3 separate regions of the Homo sapiens genome follow, and regions 1 and 2 are each linked to region 3. The links are chromatin contacts, found by Hi-C or POLR2A ChIA-PET in ENCODE. All regions are on one chromosome and are shown on one strand. Each heading gives the region's core, a stretch centred on a gene start or an enhancer-like site at or near the end of the contact. The rest is flanking DNA. Distances are from core to core; before and after follow the strand shown. Region 1 overlaps TULP4 (TUB like protein 4). Region 2 overlaps TULP4 (TUB like protein 4). Region 3 has its middle 51 kb from the start of GTF2H5.

Region 1 (4,402 bases), core at 1,275-3,774, 190 kb after region 3:
ATTATGGTGCGTCAGGGTAGCCTTCCACCCTTTAGCACAGAGCTTGGCGTTCCAAAGGCCACAAGGAGTTTTAGACCCTGGATCCCGGACATGTTCCAAGAATCTTTTACATTATGTCAGACGTACAAGCCTTGCCTCGGCGTCTCCCAACACACACCACCAGGAACGTCTTAGTTTATTTCTCTTTAGTGTGATTTTATTTTCTTTCCTCAGAACCAGAACTAATTGATACAGTTGTTTTCTAGGACATTTTTGCATTGTAGAAGTATGACAGCAAGAACACATGCTTAAAAAGCAAAGAATGAAGTGGCTCCTCTGAGTGTTCCACCAGGTGCTCCTTGGGCAGGCGTCTCTCCCCTCTTTGTGTCCTCCCTGAATGCACCTGTTTGGTGCTTCCTGAATACTCATTGGCTGAGTGATTGACGGCCACAGGTGACAGCTTGGTTAACAGGTGCTCTGAACAAGAGAGAGAAGACAGAGCCTCTTGGACCCTGACCTAACCTTGAACTTGCTTTGTGACCTTAGGAAAGCTTATTCACCTCATTAGCCTACCTTTCCTCATCTGTGAGCCAGAGCACTAAACATTTATGTTTAGAGCTAAACAGATGTCTGTTTTAGCTCTAAATTAACTATTAATACTAATAACTACTAGATACACCAAGGGTATTTAGTTGAGAGTGAGTGAAAAGAAGTGATGAGGAAAAATGTGAATTTCACAAGTTTTCAAAGTGATTTGCAACCTCAATGAATAGTGCATGTGATTGAACATACTTTCCAGTAGAATTTTTACTCAGGAGTTTGCAGCTATGATGAGTGGAAAAGAATAGAAGTTAGAGTCATAGGGGGTACTATTCCACAGGATTTTGAGGCAGATGAATGCCTGAATATGGTCAAAAGATGAAAGTATTAACTGTTGGGTTTCCTCCAGACCGTAATTATAATGTAGCTCTTCAGCATTGTTTTATCTTGCTTTAATGGAAGAATCTTGCTGCCACTTAATAGATGAGAAGCATGGAATGGTAGTTTCGCATTCATATCAGATTTGGTGTGGAGTTCACTTTTTCCTAATTCAGGCCTGGCTAATAATATAAACTCTATCCAATAAGAAGATATATTATTTTCTGACAAAAAAGTTTGGAAAATACAGGAAGGAATGTGTAACTGTGTTTCCTGGTACATGTCCTAAGGAAGCTGGGACTAGAAGGTCACCCCCCAGCACATGCAGGTTCAGAACTGGTTAGAGGCACGGCGGTCCCCAGATTCCAGGGCTTTGACCACAGATCTGTTTTCTGAGTTCCTGTATTATCTCTAGGCCATTTCATTCACAGATTCTTGCCAACCAACTGAGATTAACTGAATTGTGTTTGAATGAGAACTGGATTTGTGAACATTCAAATGACAGAAATAAATTTGGCTATCTGAAAGTAAAATCTAAAGTTTTCTTCACATGTAGTTAGTGTTTCAGAGGGCTTAAGAGAAACTCAGTAATAGTAAAGACTACCCAACTAAAAATGGGCAAAGAATCTGAATAGACATTTCTCAAAAAACACACAAATGGCCACCAAGCACATGAGAAGATGCTCCGCATCATTAACCATCAGGGAAACACAAATCAAACTGCTGCACACTCACCAGGGTGGCTGTCATTTTTTAGAAGACAGGCAATAGCAAGTATTAGAATTTGGAGAAACTGGGAACCTCAGCCATTGCTAGTGGGGATGTAAGTTGGTGCATCATTTTGGAAACCAGTCCTGTAGTTCCTCAAAAAGTTGAACATAGAATTATCATTTGACCCAGCAACTCCACTCCTAGGTATAGACCCAAGAAAAATGAAACATGTTTATACAAAAAAAAAACTTGCACACAAAAGTTCATAGCAGTATTCATAATAGCTAAAAGTTGATGAACAGATCAACAAAATGTGGTCTCTCAATACAATGGAATGTTACTGGGCTATATTTAAAAGGTAAACACTGATACATGGTACAACATGGATAAACCCTGAAAACATGCTAAGAGAAGGAAGCCGGTCACAAAAGAGAACATATCGTATGATTCCTTTTATATGAAATGTCCAGAGTAGGCAAATCTGTAACAACAGAGAATTGGTTGCTTAGGGCTGGAGGGAAATATTGTGGGGTTGGTTGGTGGTAGCTAAAAAGTACAGGGCTTTGAGGGTTGAGGTAGATGTTCTAAAACATATTGTAAAGGTTGTACAACTCTGTGAATATACTAATAACCATTGCATTGTACACTGACAATGGGTGAATTACATATGTGAATTTTGTCCCAATAAAGCTGTTATCCAACCCCTTATCATTTGAATCAGTTTTAACATCTTACTCTTGAGAGAGAGAGAGGGAACAGATAACGGTTAATCATCTTTCAAGAATAGTTTAATAGAACAAAAGCTACAAAGTTCTCAGTCTGGTGTGGAACATTTGTGTGACGGAGCGCAGTGTACCGTATGGGCCGGGACTGTGCAGAAGGTGCTGCACGCAGAGCAAGCGGGAGTGCTTGGAACTTCAGGGAAGGCTTTACTCACCAGGCGGCAAGGGGCAGAAGGGTGTTCCTGGCCAAGGGTGGCACGAAGCATGTGGTGATGTTGCTTTTTAAGTTACAGAGTTGGGTAAGGGGTGCAAGTGGTGGGAGACAGGTCTGGAAAGGGAGATTACCTTTCAAAACATTTATCTTTTATTAAAGAGGAAACTGTATATGTAAATACTGTGCTGAAGCAGTCTTTATCTTCTGGAGTTTTGAGTTTGTGAATTAATAACACAGAGCTCTCATTTGCTGAATGTTTGCGGTGTGCCTGGCCCCGGTCTGAGGTCCTTTCTTAAGATACTCCTCACAACTCCGTGAGGGGTGTGCTACCATGGCTTGCGTCAAGCAGACGAGGAAAGGGGCAGCAAGAGGGTCCTGGTGGCCACAGCTGTGCAGCTGGTGAGTGAATGACGAGGCCCGGAGTCAGAGCCAGGCAGCCAGACTCCAGAGCCCGCCTTCCTCACCACTGACCTCCCGGTGACATCTCTGGGGGCAGCAGTCTGCAGAACCATTGTTCTAGTTGAATTTCTTCCAGCCTCCTTTTCAGGGTGCTTTTGGTTCGTTAAAATGACCACATGTGTCTACAATTAAATTGGCAATCACTTTGTTTTTCTTGCACAATTGTAGTTGTTGCTGGTTCACTTAATAAATTGCAGAATAAGAAGAACAGAGTGGTGATAATCACAGGGATTTCTTCCTTGAGCTGTGTGTATTTAGTGTTCATTCAAATTACATTTGTTTTAGGTTGAGAGAAATCCTTCTGAATAGTGATGACATTGGTTGTTCCCTGAGATGGCTTCTTGTGTAAATCTATCAACACCCTTTGGAGGGCTCCTGACTCAGAAGATGAACGTCCTTGGGATGGGCAAAGTGATGCTTGTTTTGCCTTCCCTAAAAGTAGTTCTAGGTGTAAGAAGTGATGTGACTGACTTAGGGCCTTAGATTATGGCCCAAATGTAGGCTTTCTGCAGTTCTGCCCTATGTTTTTTTGTGTAGATTTTCCTGCCTTTAATAACTTCACTGATAATAGTAACACTCTAAAATGAGAGAACATGTCTTATATTGGAGAGGGTAATAGGTTGGTATCTTTTTGAACCATCAAAGGCCTAGGTCAAAACTAACCCTTTCCTCTGACTTCTTAGTCAAAGAACATACACTTTAGCTAATACCCCAAGACAGAAGTTCTTTGGTGCTGAGAGTCAACGAGAGTCACATTCTCCTTGAAAAGGGAAGGGAAGCTCTATACCTGGATAACTGCGCAGATCCATGGCCCCATAGCACAAAATTCGGGCAACTGAGAACCCAGCTGGCCCCCAGCTGGTAATTCCTCAACATTCTGGTGTGTCCTAACATTGCCAAATAGGCTGGAAGGATTTAGAGAACAGGAAGTAAGCTACTGGGAGATAAGGCTGCAGCTGTGAATTATAGACAGGGGAGGAAATGAGAATAACAGCATTAGCAGTTTGGCTTTATTTTTAAACCAAAAATCACTGGAAAGATTTCTGTCTCTAATTTAAGGGTGTTACTCACCTTTTCGTTTATACTAGTTGGAACTCTTAGCAAAGTATGTAAATGGGACTATGTTTCCATGTACTGCTGCATCTCAACTGATTAAGAATCTTTTTTTTTTTTAGAGGTGGAGTCTTGCTCTGTCGCCCAGGCTGGAGTGCAGTGGCATGATCTCGGCTCACTGCAAGCTCCGCCTCCCGGGTTGATGCCATTCTCCTGCCTCAGCCTCCCGAGTAGCTGGGACTACAGGTGCCCGCCACCACGCCCAGCTAGTTTTTGTATTTTTAGTAGAGACGGGGTTTCACCGTGTTAGCCAGGATGATCTCAATCTCCTGACCTCGTCATCTGC
Region 2 (3,963 bases), core at 472-2,971, 220 kb after region 3:
GACCAGCAACATGACAAAACCCTGTCTCTACAAAAAATACAAAAATTATCCGGGTGTGGGGGCACACATATAGTCTCAGCTACTGGGGAGGCTGAGGTGGGAGGACTGCTTGAGCCCAGGAGGTTGAGACCACAGTGAGCCATGATTGTGTCACTGCACTCCAGCCTGGATGACAGAGTGAGTCCCTGTCTCAAAAAAAAAAAAAAAAAAAAAAAATCCACAAACCTACTAAAGTAAAATCTCAATGGTCAGCTTCTACACTGGAAACCCTTACTGGTGACTGGTGAGTGTGCTGTAAGTAGGTTAAAGGGCTGGTAAGAGTGGAGCTGCTGCTCATAGCTCCTGAGGACTCAACTTTGCAATGAGATTTAGTCTAAGCCAACGCAAAGAGTGATCCTTTTTCTTCTTTCCCATCAGATCTGCCCATGACTTTTTAGTAGTGTGAATACCACACAAGGGAGGCCCATCTTTATTTTAAGCCCTGAACTAAACATATATAGGAATGGTTCTTGTCAAAATCAGCAAGGAGCACAGGAATCACAGTTAGGAGAATGAATTGCTCAGGAAAGAAGTTGGGAGACAGCCTCCCACCCTTCAGGGCTATCTTTATCCAATGATTGGTACTGGTTCGTTTTTAGTTATTTCTTTTTGCGTGTATTTGAGAAATTCTGTTGAGCACTTTGTGGAATAAAATATGTTTCTTTAGCAGAAACAGGTGCAGCTACTATGTTTGTACTTTTTCATTTTGTCAGTGTTTTGGTTGATTGACATGACAGTTAAGATGTCTAGAAATTAAATCGCCCTTTGTTATCTCTGGACTCAGGCGATGAATCACCAAATAGAGCACTCAGTATTGATGAATTATAAAATACGCTAAATAAAAATCTTTCTTGAGATTTGCCTTGAATAAGCAAGGCGCAGTGGCTCATGCCTGTAATCTCAGCACTTTGGGAGGCTGAGGGGGTGGATCACCTGAGGTCAGGAGTTCAAGACCAGCCCAGCCAACGTGGTGAAACCCCGTATCTATTAAAATACAAAATTACCCAGGCACGATGGTGCACGGCTGTAATCCCAGCTAGTCGGGAGGCTGAGGTAGGAGAATTGCTTGAACCCGAAGGCAGAGGTTACAGTGAGCCGAGATCACACCACTGCACTCCAGCCCAGGTGACAAGAGTGAAACTCTATCTAAAAAAAATATTAGGTTAAGAATAAAAGATGAGAGGAATTTATTAATATACACTGGCTCTTGTCACATATACCTTCTTAAAGTCAGTTTTTTGTTAATGCAACGTTAGATTTTCTTCATATATCTTTATCAATACCACAGCATGATGATGGCCTTGGTTTTGACACAGGGATCTTGCCTAAATGCCAGCGTTTAGCCAGATGGTGAACTACAAAATTGATCTTCCTGGGGTTCCACATGGCACTGCTGCTCTACAGCCCCTGACCTTGGCATTGAATATGTCCTTATATGTGTTAGGAGGGGTGAGATGTATTGTTTCACATGTGTTCACCACCAGGACAAAGGCTCGCTCCTTCTGGTCAGGCCTCTCTGGGCCCTCTTCTCAGCTGGACCTCAATCTTGGCCTCTAAATACTGCAGACTCTCGGACATAAATTATTTCATCCACACCATCTTCCCTTCCCACACACACACCCTGGAGCAAACACTGGCACCGTTTCTAACAACTCAAGGCTGTGTCCCGAGGATGACTGCTCCAGCTCTCTTACGTTCCTGCCTGAGAGCCTGCCAAGAGAATCAACTGTTTGATAGGGCCCATCTCCCAGGCTTTGTGAGAGAGTAGGGGCCTAATTTTGTTAAGCTCCAGTTAGTAAAGCCAGAGAGCCTAATCGCGTTGACAGCCCCCTTCCTGCTTTTCAGTTATTTCTGCTTCCCTGAATACTGCCTATGCCTCCCTCCTCCTCCCTCATTCTCCCTACTGCAGCAGTTATTATGGATTAAATTTTGTCCTTCCTGTATTAACTCAGGTCCAGCTTGGCTTGTCTTTGGCACCGGTCACAAGTGCTGTTGGGTCTGCTTGCACCACTATTCCCCAGCTGCCACTGGTAGCACAGATCAGCAAATCCTTTCCTCTCAGCTCATTTGTTGAGAAGTTTATCAGTAGCCATGGGAAGAAATTACTATTTTCATCATGTTTAGAAATATATTTCAGTGTGTTTTGAAGAGTTGTAAAATTTTGAAATGGGAAAGGATTTCAGGCTGACACTTGGGAGGCAGAATGATGAACCTTACTATGGCACTAGGACTCAAAGTAGGATGAGCCCCACTAGCTGACCCCCAGGCCCGATTCTTTGCAGAGGATAGGATGTTCCCCCAACAGGCTCTGACTACACACCAACAGGCCAAGCAGATTCCAGCATCACTCGCGGTCTTCTGATCAAAGTACACATGCACCTTCCCAGGCCTCTTGGTGAGTGGCCACCCTGGGCAGTTATGCCTTACTTCAAAGAGCCGATATAGGGCTATATTCCTGAAGTGTGCCTTTCTTCCTCATTCAATGTATATTTAAATGTATTTTTAATGGTATATTCACATGGTATAAAATACTAAATGTTCCACAGGACATTTGATGAAGAGGCCCCTCCTTCTATCCCCAAGCTGACCAGAGGTAATGTGTTTTCAGTTACTTGTGTACCGTTCTGGAGATACTCCAATTAAATGGTTGGTTTTTTTTTTTTTTAATGGAGTTTTGCTCTTGTCCCCCAGGCTCCTAGAGTGCAATGGCGCTATCTCTGCTCACTGCAACCTCCACCTCCTGGGCTCAAGCAATTCTTCTGCCTCAGCCTCCCAACCAAGTAGTTGGGATTACAGGCATCCACCACCATCCTCGGCTTGTTTGTTTGTTTGTTTTTTGAGATGGAGTCTCACTCTGTCACCAGACTGGAATGCAGTGGCGCAATCTTGGCTCACTGCAACCTCCGCCTCCTGGGTTCAAGCGATTCTTCTGCCTCAGCCTCCCAAATAGCTGGGACTACAGGCGTGCACCACCAAGCCCAGCTAACTTTTGTATTTTTAGTAGAGACTGGTTTTCACCGTGTTGGTCAGGATGGTCTCGATCTCCTGACCTTGTGATCTGCCCGCCTCGGCCTCCCAAAGTGCTGGGATTATAGACGTGAGCCACCGCACCCAGCCAATTTTTGCATTTTTAGTAGAGATGGGGTTTCACCATGTTGACCGGGCTGGTTTTGAACTCCTGACCTCAAATGATCTGCCCGTCTTGGCCTCCCAAAGTCCTGGGATTACAGGCATGAGCTACCATGCCTGGCCGTAAATGCATTTTTATATTGGTTCTGTAGTCAGACTATTCTCTACTCCTAGAAATTGATATATGGGTATGTCTTAGAAGGGTGAATAAACTTAAAAATGGAGCCTGAAAGATTTGGAGAAGAATATTCTGGTAATAGGAATCATTTAACATTAAATTTGAGGCCTGAGGCAGAATATCTTCTTCTCCGAAAATCTTTAGACATAGGAGAGTCTCTCATCTTAATAGGTTAGTTTACAAGTGGTCTTTTCTTCAGTGAAGAGATGAGATGGCTTCCAAATTACATGTTTAGCCTGAAGATACAGATTTAGGAGTGATTGTTATAGTCAACTGTGAAATTACATTTCATCTTTTAAAAAAAAAAACAGGAAATATTCTGTTAATCAATTGAGCAGTTCTGTCATTTACAACTGTCTGATTTCAGTGACTGTTTATTTAGTTGCAAAATATTCAAGTCTGGCCTTGAAGCACATCTGAAGGCCAGTATTCTGAAACCCAACAGGGAGGTCTTAAAAAATTTTTTGGCCGGGTGCGGTGGCTCACGCCTGTAATCCCAGCACTTTGGGGGGCCAGGGTGGGCGGATCACAAGGTCAGGAGATTGAGACCATCCTGGCTAACACGGTGAAACCCCGTCTCTACTAAAAAATACAAAAAATTAGCCTGGCGTGGTGGC
Region 3 (4,428 bases), core at 1,076-3,575:
AGCTGGGACTACAGGTGCCCGCCACCACGCCCGGATAATTTTTTGAATTTTTTTTAGTAGAGACGGGGTTTCATCGTGTTAGCCAGGATGGTCTCGATCTCCTGACCTCGTGATCCGCCCGCCTTGGCCTCCCAAAGTGCTGGGATTACAGGCGTAAGCCAATGCACCCAGCCAAAATCTGTTTTTCTTAAAACTGATATCAAAGGCAAGTCTTTTTAGTACTGGCATTATTGTCACTGTATGTGTTTAGGGCTGCAAGGCCTGAACTTCAGTGGTTGATGATTTCGTGTAGGGACTCTTGCCTATAATTAAATGTACTCAGTTTATGATGATTCGTTTGGTATGTGATCTGAAATCATTTAGAAATATGAATTTTTCATCTCATATTTGTACTTCTTAAAATAATAATTAAAAACCTAAAAATAGCACTCATTATTAAAATTGCTAAAGATAGAATCCTTAACTAGTATCCCTCATCACTTTATTTAAAGGTCAGGTAATATCAAGGCAAAACTAGTCCAACCACCTTTCCAAGCTTGAACCTTCTCTGTCCCATGTTCTACCCCTGCCAAGTTGTTGCTTGGTCTAGTCTTTAGTATCTCCAGGAAAACTCACTACCTTTTAGCATAGCTTTCTCTAGTTCTCTCTTTACCTAAAATATACATAAATAAATACTAGTTAATCTGTAGAACCTTTCCCACAAATGTTTAGTATTATTTTATTTGAGACTATTGTAGCTTTTGCTATGATTTGAATGTCCCCTTCTAAACTCATGTTGAAATTTCATTGCTGGCTGGGCGTAGTGGCTCACGTCGTAATCCCAGCACTTTGGGAAGCCGAGGTGGGCGAATCATGAGGTCAGGAGTTCAAGACCAGCCTGACCAACATTGGTGAAACCCCATCTCTACTAAAAATACAAAAATTAGCCAGGCATGATGGCGTGCGCCTGTAATCCCAGCTACTCAGGAGGCTGAGACAGGAGAATCGTTTGAATCTGGGAGGTGGAGGTTGCAGTGAGCCGAGATTGCACCACTGCACTCCAGCCTGGGTGACACAGCAAGACACTGTTTAAAAAAAAAAAGGAAATTTCATTGCCATTGTGACCACATTGACAGGTGGAGCTTTTTTTTTTTTTTTTTTTTTGAGACAGAATCTTGCTCTGTCTCCCAGGCTGGAGTGCAGTGGTGCTATCTCAGCTCACTGCAAGCTCTGCCTCCCAGGTTCATGCCATTCTCTTGCCTCAGCCTCCCAAGTAGCTGGGACTACAGGTGCCTGCTACCATGTCCGGCTAATTTTTTTGTATTTTTAGTAGAGTTGGGGTTTCACCGTGTTAGCCAGGATGGTCTCGATCTCCTGACCTTATGATCCACCTGCCTCGGCCTCCCAAAGTGCTGGGATTACAGGCGTGAGCCACTGTGCCTGGCCGACAGGTGGAGCCTTTAAGAGGTAATTAGGCCATGAGGGCTCAGCCCTCTGAATGGACTAAGGCTATTATTATGGGAGTGGCTTAGTTTTAGAGGGAGTGGGCTCCTAATACAAGGATAAGTTCGACCCCAATTCCCCACTCTGTTTCATGTGCTTGCTTGCCATGTGATGCCTTGCATCTCTGGCTTTGGCCATGGGATGAGCCTCACCAGATGCTGGTGCCATGCTCTTGGACTTCCCAGCCTCCAGAACCCATGAGCCAAATAAACATCTTTTTAATAAATTACCCCATCTGTGATATTCCATTTAGAGCAACAGAAAATGAAATAAGACAATTTTTATGTGAATTCCTAATTTATCCATCCATTCACTCATCCATTCATCTGTTAATTTGTTTATTTACCATCCATTCAATTATTCATCACATACTCACTACCTGCTGCTGGGCTCGGCATGGGAATAGGGAAAAAACAGTAAACATGAAACTTGCTCTTTTTTCTCCTAAGGCCCAAAATGTTCCTGATGCCTACGTAGAGCTTCAGTGCTTCAAAATAGCTTAGTATCTATGTTAATATTAGCGTAGTTTTCAGAGACTTCACAAAATGGAATTTTAAAATTGTTTTTATTCTTCTGTTTTTTGTCTTTATTTTTTAACTTTTTTTTTTCTGCTCCCACTTCACTGGGATTATTTTATACTCCTTTAGCAGTCCCATGTAGATGTTTCTTGGTAGTCAGCCCTCCATCACAAGTGATTCAGGAATCCCAGCCCTTTCCATCTGGTGGCTTCATTCTCTAGGGCCTCAAGTTCTTTACACCTAGCTGGCTGGCAGGGGAAGAGAACATGTGGAGAAACACACCCATTTCTTAACTGCCTTGGCCAGGAGTGAGATACATCATTCCGATTGCAAGTATCAGTCACATGGCTCCACTTGGAGGTAGGGAGGTACTAGGAAATACAGTCTCTTGCTGGGCAGAGACTTCCTGGTTACAGTTCTATCACATGAGAGGACTCGTGGTGTACAATTAGCTGTCTCTGCTGCAATACCCAAAACACTTGCATGATTTTGCAGCTGTGAGTAAGATTATTTCGACATAGATAAATCACTGCTGGGATTGCTTACTTTTGTGGTCTAATACTTATATAATACTTAAATGTTTAAGTCTTTCAGAGATTATCTTCCTCCATCTAATTTTTTTTGTTTTGTTTACCTTATTTTTCTTTTTTTCTGATACAAGGTCTTGCTCTGTCACCCAGGCTGGAGTGTGCCATGGCATGATCATGGCTTACTGTAGCCTCAACCTCCCAAGTTCAAGCAATCCTCCCACCTCAGCCTCCTGAGTAGCTGGGACTACAAGCCTGTGCCACCATGCCTGACTAATTTTTAAAAATTTTTTTAGAGATGGGCGTTTCCCTGTGTTGCCCAGTTATAACATATATAACATATGTATTATATATGTTATATAATACATATATATATAAACTCCTTGGTTCAGGCTATCTTCCCACCTAGGCCTCCCAAATTGCTGGGATTACAAGGCTGAGCTACAGTGCGTGGCTTTTTTTTAATATAACAAAATTTATTTATTCAGTGTCTGCTAAGTGATTCTCTTTGGAGCAATGCTTAATTACAGTATAAAGTTATGACATGACATTTGTATCCATTGGTCCTATTAATAAACATCAGTTGCAGAGTATGAAGTTTGCAGTTACAAAATCTAAGTTTTTTACTGAGTAAAACTGAAAATGGCTAGCATTTACATAAAAATGGACAATTTTGCAAAATAGAAGTGATAATGGCACACAGTCCTAATTAGAAGGCTTACTTTCCTAAGAGCATGTGAGTGCCAGTGTATTTTCACTAGGTTTTGTCTTTTTGACATCTGCTTTTTTACAGTGCTGATGATTTCTGTTAATTTCATGAATGACACCTTTATCACATTTCAATCTATGATCTTTTTTTTTAAAGTTTTGTCTTAAGGCTTCAGTGTCTTCATTTGGAAAATAGTGTCATCATCCACAAAGACCTGGTAACAAACAGTGCATAGAAAAGTCATTGAGGACCGGATGCAATGGCTCAGGCCTGTAATCCCAGCACTTTGGGAAGCCGAGGTGGGCAAATCACATGAGGCCAGGACTTCGAGACCAGCCTGGTCAACATGGTGAAACCTCGTCTCTATTAAAAATACAAAAATTAGCCGGGCATGGTGGTGCGCGCCTGTAATCCCAGCTACTCGGAAGGCTGAGGCAGGAGAATCGCTTGAACCCGGGAGGTGGAGGTTGCAGTGAGCCGAGATCGTGCCATTGCACTCCAGCCTGAGTGACAGAAGGAGACATTGCCAAAAAAAAAAAAAAATTACTGAGGTCCTCAGGGCAAACTTGAAACAGCTGGGAAGATTTTGTATGTACGAGAAAGCCCAACCTAAAATTGTTTAAGGAACAAGGGAGTTTCTCATCTCAGAGAACAAGAGGTTTAAAGATGGTGAAGGCATGTGGCACATACACAGGTTGGCTGTTTCAGAGGGACAGTGACCTGGCCATTGTCTCTGGTCCTCCGGCCTCACTGTGTTGGCTGTGTCCTCTCACGGCCACAAGGTGGCAGCAGCAGCCGCGGGCACCGCAGCCTTCCTGGAGGAGCGGTTCTCCGACTCAGGACTACTTCCTTATCACAGGCTTAAAAACCAAGACGCCAAAGAGCTTTAAAAAAAAATAAAAAAATAAAAAAATTAAAAAATATATATATATATAAAATACATATATGTAATGTTAATCAATATTTACCATTTTATAAATAATAAACTGAAAATTTTAAAATATTGATTTATTATTTAAAAAATAATAAATCTATTACGTTAACATACACCATACATTTTTATGACAAAAATAACTATAAAAAATTTATATAACTATATAAACTTATACAAATAAATTTATATAACTATATAAACTTATACAAATAAATTTATATAACTATTAAAAATTATTAAAAAACTATATAAAAAATT

Evidence for each region. A loop is a pair of places that touch in the nucleus more often than their neighbours do. ChIA-PET counts read pairs that join two places held with the same protein, here RNA polymerase II (POLR2A). Pooled maps may share reads with other maps.
Region 1: a map of heart left ventricle shows a loop between it and region 3 (2.5-fold over the local background). The contact joins two enhancer-like sites. A Hi-C loop is called at or near these places in 10 of 168 maps with a recorded cell type or tissue (MCF 10A, cardiac septum, chondrocyte and 6 more) and 9 of 50 pooled maps. POLR2A ChIA-PET finds 5 or more read pairs at or near these places in 3 of 52 experiments (MCF 10A, activated CD4-positive, alpha-beta T cell and activated T-cell).
Region 2: a loop to region 3 is called in a map of CD4-positive, alpha-beta T cell, with 2.9 times the contacts of the local background. The contact joins two enhancer-like sites. A Hi-C loop is called at or near these places in 4 of 168 maps with a recorded cell type or tissue (CD4-positive, alpha-beta T cell, Caco-2, mammary epithelial cell and 1 more), 19 of 37 single-sample maps with no recorded cell type and 16 of 50 pooled maps. POLR2A ChIA-PET finds 5 or more read pairs at or near these places in 5 of 52 experiments (Caco-2, HEK293, MCF 10A and 2 more).

Annotation. Positions count from the first base shown.
Region 1 is chr6:158,405,697-158,410,098 of GRCh38, forward strand. The region is part of intron 1 of TULP4 (TUB like protein 4); the gene reads left to right. Among named protein-coding and RNA genes, the nearest start is that of SNORA116, 85 kb to the left of the region's middle. Within about 2 kb of position 2,525, at least 10 of the 41 ENCODE cell types and tissues checked have a DNase peak (open chromatin) inside an H3K27ac peak, as active enhancers do.
Region 2 is chr6:158,440,126-158,444,088 of GRCh38, forward strand. The region is part of intron 3 of TULP4 (TUB like protein 4); the gene reads left to right. Among named protein-coding and RNA genes, the nearest start is that of TMEM181, 120 kb to the right of the region's middle. Within about 2 kb of position 1,722, at least 8 of the 41 ENCODE cell types and tissues checked have a DNase peak (open chromatin) inside an H3K27ac peak, as active enhancers do.
Region 3 is chr6:158,217,031-158,221,458 of GRCh38, forward strand. No RefSeq gene overlaps it. Among named protein-coding and RNA genes, the nearest start is that of GTF2H5, 51 kb to the left of the region's middle. Within about 2 kb of position 2,326, at least 3 of the 41 ENCODE cell types and tissues checked have a DNase peak (open chromatin) inside an H3K27ac peak, as active enhancers do.